2 separate regions of the Homo sapiens genome follow, and region 1 is linked to region 2. A link is a contact called in ENCODE Hi-C or POLR2A ChIA-PET data. All regions are on one chromosome and are shown on one strand. The core of a region is the stretch at or near the end of the contact, and the rest is flanking DNA. Distances in the headings are between cores, read along the strand shown.

The links. Hi-C counts contacts between places; a loop is a spot of excess contacts on that map. ChIA-PET counts read pairs that join two places held with the same protein, here RNA polymerase II (POLR2A). Pooled maps may share reads with other maps.
Region 1: a map of A673 shows a loop between it and region 2 (2.0-fold over the local background). The contact joins two enhancer-like sites. A Hi-C loop is called at or near these places in 1 of 168 maps with a recorded cell type or tissue (A673) and 6 of 50 pooled maps. POLR2A ChIA-PET finds 5 or more read pairs at or near these places in 1 of 52 experiments (WTC11).

Annotation. Positions count from the first base shown.
Region 1 is chrX:24,493,563-24,498,807 of GRCh38, forward strand. It overlaps PDK3 (pyruvate dehydrogenase kinase 3), which reads left to right. Exons shown (of 11, transcript NM_005391.5): 2 at 1,180-1,321. Among named protein-coding and RNA genes, the nearest start is that of PDK3, 31 kb to the left of the region's middle. Within about 2 kb of position 1,254, at least 7 of the 41 ENCODE cell types and tissues checked have a DNase peak (open chromatin) inside an H3K27ac peak, as active enhancers do.
Region 2 is chrX:24,280,836-24,285,933 of GRCh38, forward strand. No RefSeq gene overlaps it. Among named protein-coding and RNA genes, the nearest start is that of SUPT20HL2, 31 kb to the right of the region's middle. Within about 2 kb of position 1,724, at least 2 of the 41 ENCODE cell types and tissues checked have a DNase peak (open chromatin) inside an H3K27ac peak, as active enhancers do.

The DNA of each region.
Region 1 (5,245 bases), core at 4-2,503, 210 kb after region 2:
GCAGCCTCCAGGGAATATGGAGCAGCAAAGAGGCCTAGGCAGGGCGAGGGAGATGGGATGGACCCCTCAATACCACGGAGACCGGAAGGACCAGTGTTTGTCCAACACTTGCTCCGTGTCAGCCTCCATGCACAGTATCACATTTAGTCCTTACACAAACTAGTTTTATCCCCATTTTACAGATTAAGGCAGCTGAGACTCAGAAGTGAAGAAGCTTACCAAAGGTTTCACAACCTGCAAATGGAGGAGTTGGGGCTGGAGAACATTTCTGTCTCCAAAGCTCATGCCTTTTCTATCAGGCCCTCCACTCCCAGCCACCATGGAGTTTCCAGCAGGGCTGGGGGTTGCAGGCCAGGCTGATGCTAGAACTCTTCCTGCCACATGACAGCAGGGGAAAGAGCTCAGGTTTCCTCTTTTAAGTGGCCAGGTATGTTTCCTCTCATGGCGTCTTGTTTATGTAAATTTTATGCACAGCTAGCTCAGGGAAGCCTCCAGAAGGCACTGACCTCCTTCCTTATGGTCAACCCACATCTTACCCTCTCCGATGTGGCATGGTAGATCACTCTGCCTCTGAGTATACCCAGGAGATAGTTTCTCTGGCATGTTTCTCTGGCACATGCCAACCCTGTGTCTCAGTCAGAGCCCCTCCTCTGGAAGCACAGGGTCTCTGGGGTCTGTGGCTACTTCCCAGAGGGGCAGAGCTATGGTCCCTGAAGAAACACACTGGAGGAAAATCTTAGGAAACAGTTGGCACACACAGTAGGTAAATAATTGTGAAATGAATGGATCCGTTGCCTCCTGGAAAGCCCTATGAATGGGAGTGGATTTACACGTTCTGTTACCTTTGTACTTGGCAGTTTTCCCATGGTGTTTATTTGAAAACAAGTTCAGATTATATCCCAGGTCACTTTTGTATTGCCGCTGGTAACACTAGGAACGTTTTTGTGTTAAGAAAAAAAAACTGCTTTCAAAGTTGCCTCTTGTAATGAATGTTCTTTTTCTCTGCTAATTAACTTATTTTCTTGAACTTGCTATTTCAAAGGATAAAAATTCAACTAGAGACTGCAGGATTATTTAATTTTCTCTTTCCAACCAGTAGTAACCGTGCTACCGTGGGAGCACTTTATTTCTCCATCTGTTAGACTATAAAATCATGGAACATTTTTCATGTCTTAATAGGGAGAGATAATGCATGTGAGAAAACTTCATATATGTTTCTACGAAAGGAACTTCCTGTGCGGCTGGCTAACACAATGAGAGAAGTTAATCTTCTGCCGGATAATTTACTTAACCGCCCTTCAGTGGGATTGGTTCAGAGTTGGTAAGTAAACAATGTGGCTTAAAATGGATCTTCCCACAATGCTGTGAACATTTGGCAGCGAGACCATTCTCTGTAAAAGTGCACATACTGCCCGTCTAGGTAGGAATGAGTCATTTGGGATAGCTGGGTTTTCCATGCAATTAAAAGTTGTTTTGTTTTTTTTCTTTTAGAGCTGTTTGTTTTAAAGTTGTTTTAGTGAAAATGCTTGTTAAGTTATACTAGACACTTTCCTGAGTTTTTCTTGTGTGTGGTGGGATTGCAGTTCTTCTGACAGGATATTTGCTGCTTTTATCAAGTCTTAACCTTACTCCTTTCGTTTTCCTTGTAAAGACATTCCTTGAAGTCAGTACTTCTTGTAGAACAAATTAAGTCATTTAAAGGGGAACCTCAGATTGGAAAAATATCAGTTCCCTCCTTTGCTTCATTTGCTCCATGAAAAGTAGGAAAAATTTTGACAGAGTATAACATAAACTTAAATCAGTTATAGCTCTGATGCTTAAAGCATATGTCATTTAACTGAAGAAGTTGAATTTGTGACACAAAGTCCTGGGCCACCCGTGCTTTTGACTGAGTGGCTAGACATTGAGTTTCCATGCCCCTTTTCTCAGATTTGATAATTTGCTAGAACGGCTCACAGAACTCAGGAAGATACTTCACCTATGTTTATAGGTTTATTAGAAAGGGTACAATTCAGGAACAGCCACATGGGAGAGATGCATAGGGCAAGGTATGGGGGGACACATGGAGCTTCCATGCCCACTCTGGGCACACCACCCTCCCAGTACCCCCATATGTTCACCAACCTGGAGACTCTCTGATGGTCGTTCAAGGGTTTTGATAGAGCTCAATCTCCAGCCCTCTCCCCTCCCCAGAGGTTGAGGGTAGAGCTGAAAGTTGCAGTCCTCGAATCACTTGGCCTTTCTGGTGACCAGCCCCATCCTGAGGCTATCTAGAGGTCCCGTCCTAAGTCACCACATTAGCATAAACTCAGGTGTGGTCAAAGGCGGCTCCTTATGGATAGCAGAAGACAATCCTATCATTCAGGTAGTTCCAAGGGTTTTGGGAGCTCTGTCCAGGAAGCAGGGACAAAGACCAAATGTACTTAAATGTGTTATATTATTCCGGCAAAGTATAGGCTTGAACAAATTGCTATGTCAACTCTATTGTTTGGTTTTTGTCTTTTAACTGTTCCTTTTCCGTATCCATTCCAAACAAATGCATGCCATTTCTTCCTTCTTGTTTCTTAAACATTCTATTTTGAAATACTTTCCTACTTAACAGAAGGGTTGTAAAACTGGTAGAAAGAATTCCAGTATACCTTCACGTAGATTCACTAATTGTTAACATTGTTAACATTTGGCAACGTTCTACCATTGTCATTCAGATTCTCTCTCTCTGTCTCACTCTCTGCATACACACACACACACACACACACACGTGCGTGCACACATATATATAATCTATGTCTATATATGGTACACACACCCATATATGGTACACATACACGATGTCTACATCATGCCCCTTTGCCCTAAATACTTTAGCATGTATTTCATTGGAACAGGTCTCAGAAAACCACAATGTGATCATCAAATTTGGGAAATTTAACATTGATACAGTAATGTCTTCTAATATGTAGAACTTGTTCTCACTTTACTACTAATTGTCCTGATACTACCCCCATCTTTTTTTTTTTTTTTTTTTTTTTGCAGTTTCTCCTCCTGATTTAGGAATCCACTTCAGGATCATGCATTGTGTTTCACTGCCATTTTTTCCTTTTAAAAGCGAATCTTATGCATAATGGGCTGTGACCCCCACCACCATCCCCTTGGTCACAGTGTGTCCTCCTTGCTCTCTTGACTGTCAGGCTGGGAACCTCAAAATAATCTTTTTTTTTTTTTTTTTTTTTTTTTTTTGAGACAGAGTCTCTCTCTGTTGCCGAGGCTGGAGTGCAGTGGCGGGATCTCAGCTCACTGCAAGCTCCGCCTCCTGGGTTCATGCCATTCTCCTGTCTCAACCTCCCAAGTAGCTGGGACTACAGGCGCCCGCCACCATGCCCTGCTAATTTTTGTATTTTTAGTAAAGACGGGGTTTCACTGTGTTAGCCAGGTTGGTCTCGATCTCCTGACCTTGTGATCCGCCTGCCTCGGCCTCTCAAAGTGCTGGGATTACAGGTGTGAGCCACCGCACCTGGCCCAGAATAATCTTTGGCTCCCTGCTATTTATGACTTTCTCCAACTGTCCCCTTTGGAAAGGACGGGATGCCTACCTAGCTTGCTTGCATGTGGCAGGGCGGAGGGCATCACTGGGGCTGGCTGGCTTTGACCTCTTGGCGTTTTGACCCAATGATTTTAACAATATCTAATCCATAGCCTTATATGCCCAGAGACTTTTATTTATTTATTTTATTTATTTTTTTGAGATGGAGTCTTGCTCAGTCGCCCAGGCTGGAATGCAGTGGCACAACCTCGGCTCACTGCAACTTCTGCCTCCTGGGTTCAAGCGATTCTCCTGCCTCAGCCTCCCGAGTAGCTAGGACTACAGGCATGTGCCACCACGCCCAGCTAATTTTTTGTATTTTTAGTAGAGACGGGGTTTCGCCATGTTGGCCAGGCTGGTCTTGAACTCCTGGCCTCAAGTAATCCACTCGCCTCAGCCTCCCGAAGTGCTGGGATTACAGGCGTGAGCTAACACGCCCAGCCCCCAGAGACTTTTAAAAAGTATGTCCATCAATGAACATTCATTAGTATCAAATGCATTGTCCAAAGTTCACATGAAGCTGATGAATCAAGTGGCATTCTCATTGGAGTATTTATATGTGTAACAGTCATTTTTAGTTACTAGAGTGTCCTCATCCTCTATCCAAAGGTGTAGATAATAGGATTAGTGGCAATTAAAGCTTAGAAATAATTAGAATAAAGGGATAATTCTTTCAGGACATGTTAAAACCCCAAATAGAGATCACATATCTCTAATTGGAATATCTGAATCCCCACCAGATCCAACAGATCCTGGCTGGATATAGCTGCTGCACTAATGGGCCTCTCTGGATCTCATTTTTCTGTGTTCTCCAGATTTTAATGTTGGACAGACTGTTTCTTATACTGGCCCTGATTGAGATATGGAGCTATTCTTAATCCAGAAGCTGTTTCTGAGGGTTTAATTGGCCTTCTTTCTCCCCCATTAAGTACTGATGAAATTAATTTAACTCAGAAGGACCCTTCTTCACTTCTAGTTTCTAAGTTCTTGGCAGGCACTTCAGTGTCACACATGTGTTTCTTAAAATGTATAAGTACATTTTTGGTAATCAAACTGTAGACTTGGTATATAAGTTAGGATATGTCTGTTTGTAAGTAGAAAAAATGCAACCGAACCTGGCTCATGTCACTAGAAGGTCCAGCCGTAGGGTGAGCTTTTGGTGTTGGTTTGATTCAGAGATTCATGAAGCTATCGAGGCCCTGCTTTCGATGGTGCTGGCTTCATTTTCAGACTGGATTCCCCCCTGGTGGCAGAATAGCTGCAGCAGTTCCAGGCTTCCAATCCACACAGCACTGCACAAAAGCAGAGCAGGTTGATTTCTCTGCCAAAGTCCTCTAGCGAGTCTTTTCTGTCATTTTACTGGCCTGAATTGAGACAGTATGTCCATTCCTGAGCCATTCCCTGTGTTCAGGGGAATGCACACAGTGATAGGCTTAGACCTAAACTATTGGGCTAATGAATAATTAGTGACAAGAGAAATAGAATTGCCCAGAGAAAAATGGGACCACCCAGGATCTTTGGAGGCACTGGCTTCCCTGATGCACTTAAGCCACATGGGGGATGCGGATGGGATGGAGACCTGAGTGAAATTTTGGAGTGTTCTTAGGAAGAGGGAGAGGAGGGGTGGATGCTGGGCAGGCAACTAACATAGTAACTCTTCTTTTT
Region 2 (5,098 bases), core at 474-2,973:
GATTGCGCCACTGCACTCCAGACTGGGCAACAGAGTGAGACTCCATCTCATAAATAAGCAGCTATTGTAAGGTTTCCAGCAGCAAAGTGGTCTATGAACCACCATATAGAAAGATTGGCTGCTGGGTGTGGAATGGGGCAAGAGCAGGAGAGAGAGAGAGAGGCTGATACATTCGGCAGACAACTGCAGTACCAAGGTGGAAGGCGTTAATAGCTTGGATCAGGCAGGTGGCCGTGGGGGTGGTGAGAAGCGGGTGAATGTTAGTTATGCTTCAGAGAGAGAGAGACAGAACTTATTGACTGCGGAGGAAGGGAATCAGATGGGAGGGATGAGGGAAAGGAAAGAATCAAAGAGGAATCCAAGTGACTGGCTTAACAAGAGGGTAGATTTGGGGACCATCTCCTGAAATGGAGAATACTGGACAAAGACCAGTATGGTCAATTGGGATATTGGGAGTTTCTTTGTAGGCCCCCATTTTGGTGATTCCCCGCTGCTGTAGGTTGAGGAGAGAAAGAGAGAAGCCTAATTTACTCAAACAGGGAATGATATATGTATTAGAGAAGCCAGTCCATCGGGGGCAGTCTGAACTGGGCTGGGAATGTTTGGTCTCTACAAGATAGTATGGGCTGAAAATTACATATGCGTCTCCCTGGGCAGAGAGGGAGGCGGAAGGGAGGCTGGGTATGAAAAAGTGAGTTTGAGGCTTGCCAAAGATTTGCCATGGGTTCATCATCTCTGATCAAAGGAGAACAAATTCTACTTAAAAGGCAGGAAATTAGAAAATTAATTGACTTAACTGCAATGTACATACCCCATACACAACATATTGGTCTCAAAAGTTGTCTGTGGTTGTGATTTTCATAAAGCAGTGGCTCTAATCCTGGCTGTACATTAGAATCTCTTTAGAGTCTCACTCTGTCACCCAAGCTGGAGAGCAGTGGTATGATCTCAGCTCACTGCAACCTCCACTTCCTGGGTTCAAGCGACTCTCCTGGCTCAGCCTCCCAAGCAGCTGGGTCTACAGGCATGTGCCACCATATCCAGCTAATTTTTATATTTTTATTAGAGATGGGTTTTCACTATGTTGGCCAGGCTGATCTTGAACTCCTGACCTCAGATGATCCACCCACCTTGGCCTCCCAAAGTGCTGGCATTACAGGTGTGAGCCACCGTGCCCGGCAGTAATCTCTTGAGGGCATTTATAAAACACCACTGCCCAGAATTTACCCCCAGCCAGTGAATTGAAATCTTTGGGAGTAGGGTTCAGTTACCAGTGTTTTTCTTCCAAAGCTCTCCTCAGATTATTCCGACGTATAACTATGGTGTGTGAAAACCATTGGTAAAGAGCAATTTATACATAGCTCATGTCATTTGAAAATGGCCATTTTGGTAAGCTGTTGCTCTTCCAGTAATAATTTTAAATGAAGCAATACCTTGAACCAAGAAAAAACAATTTGTCTTGATTTTGAGCGCTTTTTCATACCACAATGTATTAAATGTGTCCATCATTCAATGGCAGTTTTTCACAAGGAAATCTCCTTAAAACAGAACTCACCAGCCAATTCATGTCCAAACTACTCGGTGGACGACCTAATGTATTACTTTTCAGCAGATCGATTCTACCAGAGATGGAACCGCCACTGTGAAAAATGTCCTTGCTTTTCTTACTGGTGTCGAATGGCAGCTCCTGGTCTGTCTCAGCTCAGAACACTCAGTGGCTTGCAAAGCCAGCTGTTTTCACGGTCGACTGTTTCACACAGCTTGGTCAGAACCACATTAATGGGAACCCTGCCGCTGCTGAACTATGAAATTTCCTGATTAAGGAAATGAGAGGAAATAAGACATTAACTAGCACCTACACAGGGCACACAAACTTGGGGAGTTTTTTTTTTTTTTTTTTCATTCTTCGAGAGAATTAAAAGCAGAAGATGCTGCTGTTACAATTCCCTGAAATAAGATGCCAGAACCAAGGACGAACATTTAACAGCTGTTTTGGAACTGATTCTGGGAATAAACAAAAAGCTGCCTATGGTTTTGCCACAGTTAAAAAGCACAGACTCTGTGATTCATACACAGTCTATATCATGTGAATGGAGCCAAAGGAATGATACCAAGAAAAGACAATGACAAAAAGGGAGGTTTAATCGTCATGATGGTTGCAATTATAATTAAATGTTAACTTGAGAAGAGGATTGCTTCACTCTGCTAAGGACGCCAAGGATTTGAGGGGTGTCTACAGCAAGTGGACCAAAGGCTGTTGAAATTTCTCTCCCTACTCAAAGAACTTCAAACTTTAACCTATTAATATTTATAAAATAGAGAGAAGGAAAATATTATTTTGATAGCTGGTATGAAAATTCTTAGAAGGTTTCAATTCTCTCTCCTCCTTTCCCTTCTTCCCTCTAGGTCTCCCTCCCTCCTTTCTCTCTTGCCTTCCTGCCTTACATTAAAAAAAAAAAGCCTGTTTAGAGTAGAAGCTGAGATGGCAAGGGGCCTAAGTATGAACAGAACTGCTTGGCATGAAACAAGGAAAGAAATTTGTGTTTTGAACCAGAGAGAGAGAAGAGAGAAAAGTAAAATGAGAAAATGGAGTAAGAAAATGGGCTGAGGAATATGGGGTATACTCTGTAACCCCCAAATCTTCAGTGAAGTTCTAAAGTCACAAAATGCTCATGGGGACAGTGGGGGTGGGGGTAGTCAGGGATCTTGTGCAACAACCGGGAAAGGGTCTGACCTTTGGCAAGGGAAGGAATCAAGAACACATGCAGAGACAACAAATTAGGGCCATGAATTAGGGCCAGGATTTGCAGAAATTGTAGGAAGGGCTGTGGATTCTCATTGTCTGTGACACCTGGGGTTTCAGCCAAGTTTACCTTAACCTCTGAAGGCCAGAGCAGCTTCATCTGGGATATATTTGCAAGGATTTGAGAGAAGTTTCTTATACGGACACAGTCATTGGATTTATAGTCCACCCTAAATCCAGTTTTTCATTTAAGCTACATGGCTGTGAAGCCACGCTGTGGTTTTTCATTGAGTTCTGTACACTGTATTTTTTGAGTCATACCTGGAATCATGATCAAGTTTCCATGGGGCACAGGAATCTCTAATGCATGCTTCCCAATTCTGACTGCATTAGGAGTGGAAGAGGTTAGACAATATTCATTATCTGGCCAACCACCTCAATCCATCCACCCATGAACTCAGCAAGCATACGGAACACTTTCTATGTTTAAGGCACTTGTCGACAAAGATGGACAAGACCTAGATCCTCATCTCAAGGAGCTTAGTCTAATGACACATGTAGTGCTGTTGAATTGTGCTCACCCAAAAAGATATGTCCAGGTCCTAACTCTGGTACCTATGAATGTGGCCTTATTTGAAAATATGGCCTTTGCAGACATAATTAAGGATCTCAGGATAAGAACATTCTGGATTTAGGGTGGGTTATAAATCTGATGACAGTGTCCTTTTAAGAGACAGAAAAGGAAGACACAGAGAAAAAGATGGCCAAGGGAAGATGGAGGCAGAGCGACTCATGCCGCTACAAGCCAAGGAAAATCGAGGGTTTTTCCTTTAAGCTATGTGGCTGTGAAGCCATGCAGTGGTTTTTCATTGCGTTCTGTGCACTAAATTTTTTGAGCAATACTTGGAATAATGATCAGGTTTCCTCGGAGCACAGGAATCTCTAATTTTTCCCACTGAGGCCTTCAGAGGGAACCAGCTCTGCTGACACCTTGACTTTGGATTTCTGGGCTCCAGACTGTGAGAGAATAAATTTCCAGTGTGTTTTTTTGTGTGTGTTTTGGGGGGGGTGGTGGTGGTGGGGAGACAGAGTCTTGCTCTGTCGCCCAGGCTGGAGTGCAGTGGCGTGATCTTGGCTCACTGCAACTTCTGCCTCCCAGGCTCAAGCGATTCTCATGCCTCAGCCTCCGAGTAGCTGGGATTACAGGTGCCCGCCACCATGACTGGCTAATTTTTGTATTTTTAGTAGAGACGGGGTTTCACCATGTTGGCCAGGCTGGTCTCGAACTCCTGACCTCAGGTGATCTGTCTGCCTTGGCCTCCCAAAGTGCTGGGATTACAGGCATGAACCACCACACCCGGCAGAATTTGTTGTTTTAAGCCACTCAGTTTGTGGTTATTTGTTACGGCAGCACTTAGGAAACCAATACAGCAACTTGTACTGCAGTAGCTAGGTACCAGGCAGAAAGGGGTAAATGCCACAACAAAAGTATAAGATGCTTTGACAGTTTGGATGGAGAAGAGCTGACTTAAAGTTGGTGAGAGTGCAGGAGAGGCGGCGGTTCAGAGAGGTTTTATGGTGGTGGCAACATTTGGGCTGAATCTGAGGGAAAACATATGATTTTGACATTCAGAGATGGTGGTGTAATAAATTGGTCACATGGTTCTAGTTAACTCCACTTATCTCATCACATAGAACATCGGTGTGGCTATCAAGGAAGCAGATAGCACCCTCTGGTGCAAATGTGAAAACACTCCTCAACAATATCACCCATCCTCACTAAATTTGTTTTTGAGACAGGGTTTCACTCTGTCGCCCAGGCTGTAGCACAATGGCACGATCATGGCTCACTGTAGCCTTGACTTCCCAGGCTCAGCTGATCTTCCCACCTCAGCCTCCTGAGTAGCTGGAACTGCAGGTACTCACCACCATGCCCAGCTAATTTTATGTTTTGTAGAAATGGGGTTTCACCATATTGCCCAGGCTGGTCTCGAACTCCTGGGCTCATGCCATCCTCCTGCCTCAGTCTCCCAAAGTGCTGGGATTACAGGTGTGAGTCATTGCGCCTGGCCGCTAAATAATTTAACAGCTTTACTGAGGTATAATGGATACACACAGAACTGTACATATTTAATACATACAATCTGAAGTGTTTGAGCCTACGCAAATACCCCATGATGCCATCATCTTGATGGTATCAACAGACATATCCAACACCTCCCAAAGTTTTCTTGTGTCCCTTTTGTCTTGTAGTAACCTCTTAAAATGAGATTGACCCTGTCACCCTGAAATGGAGTCTCCCTCTGTCACCCAGGCTAGAGTGCAGTGGTGCAATCTGGGCTCGCTGCAACCTCC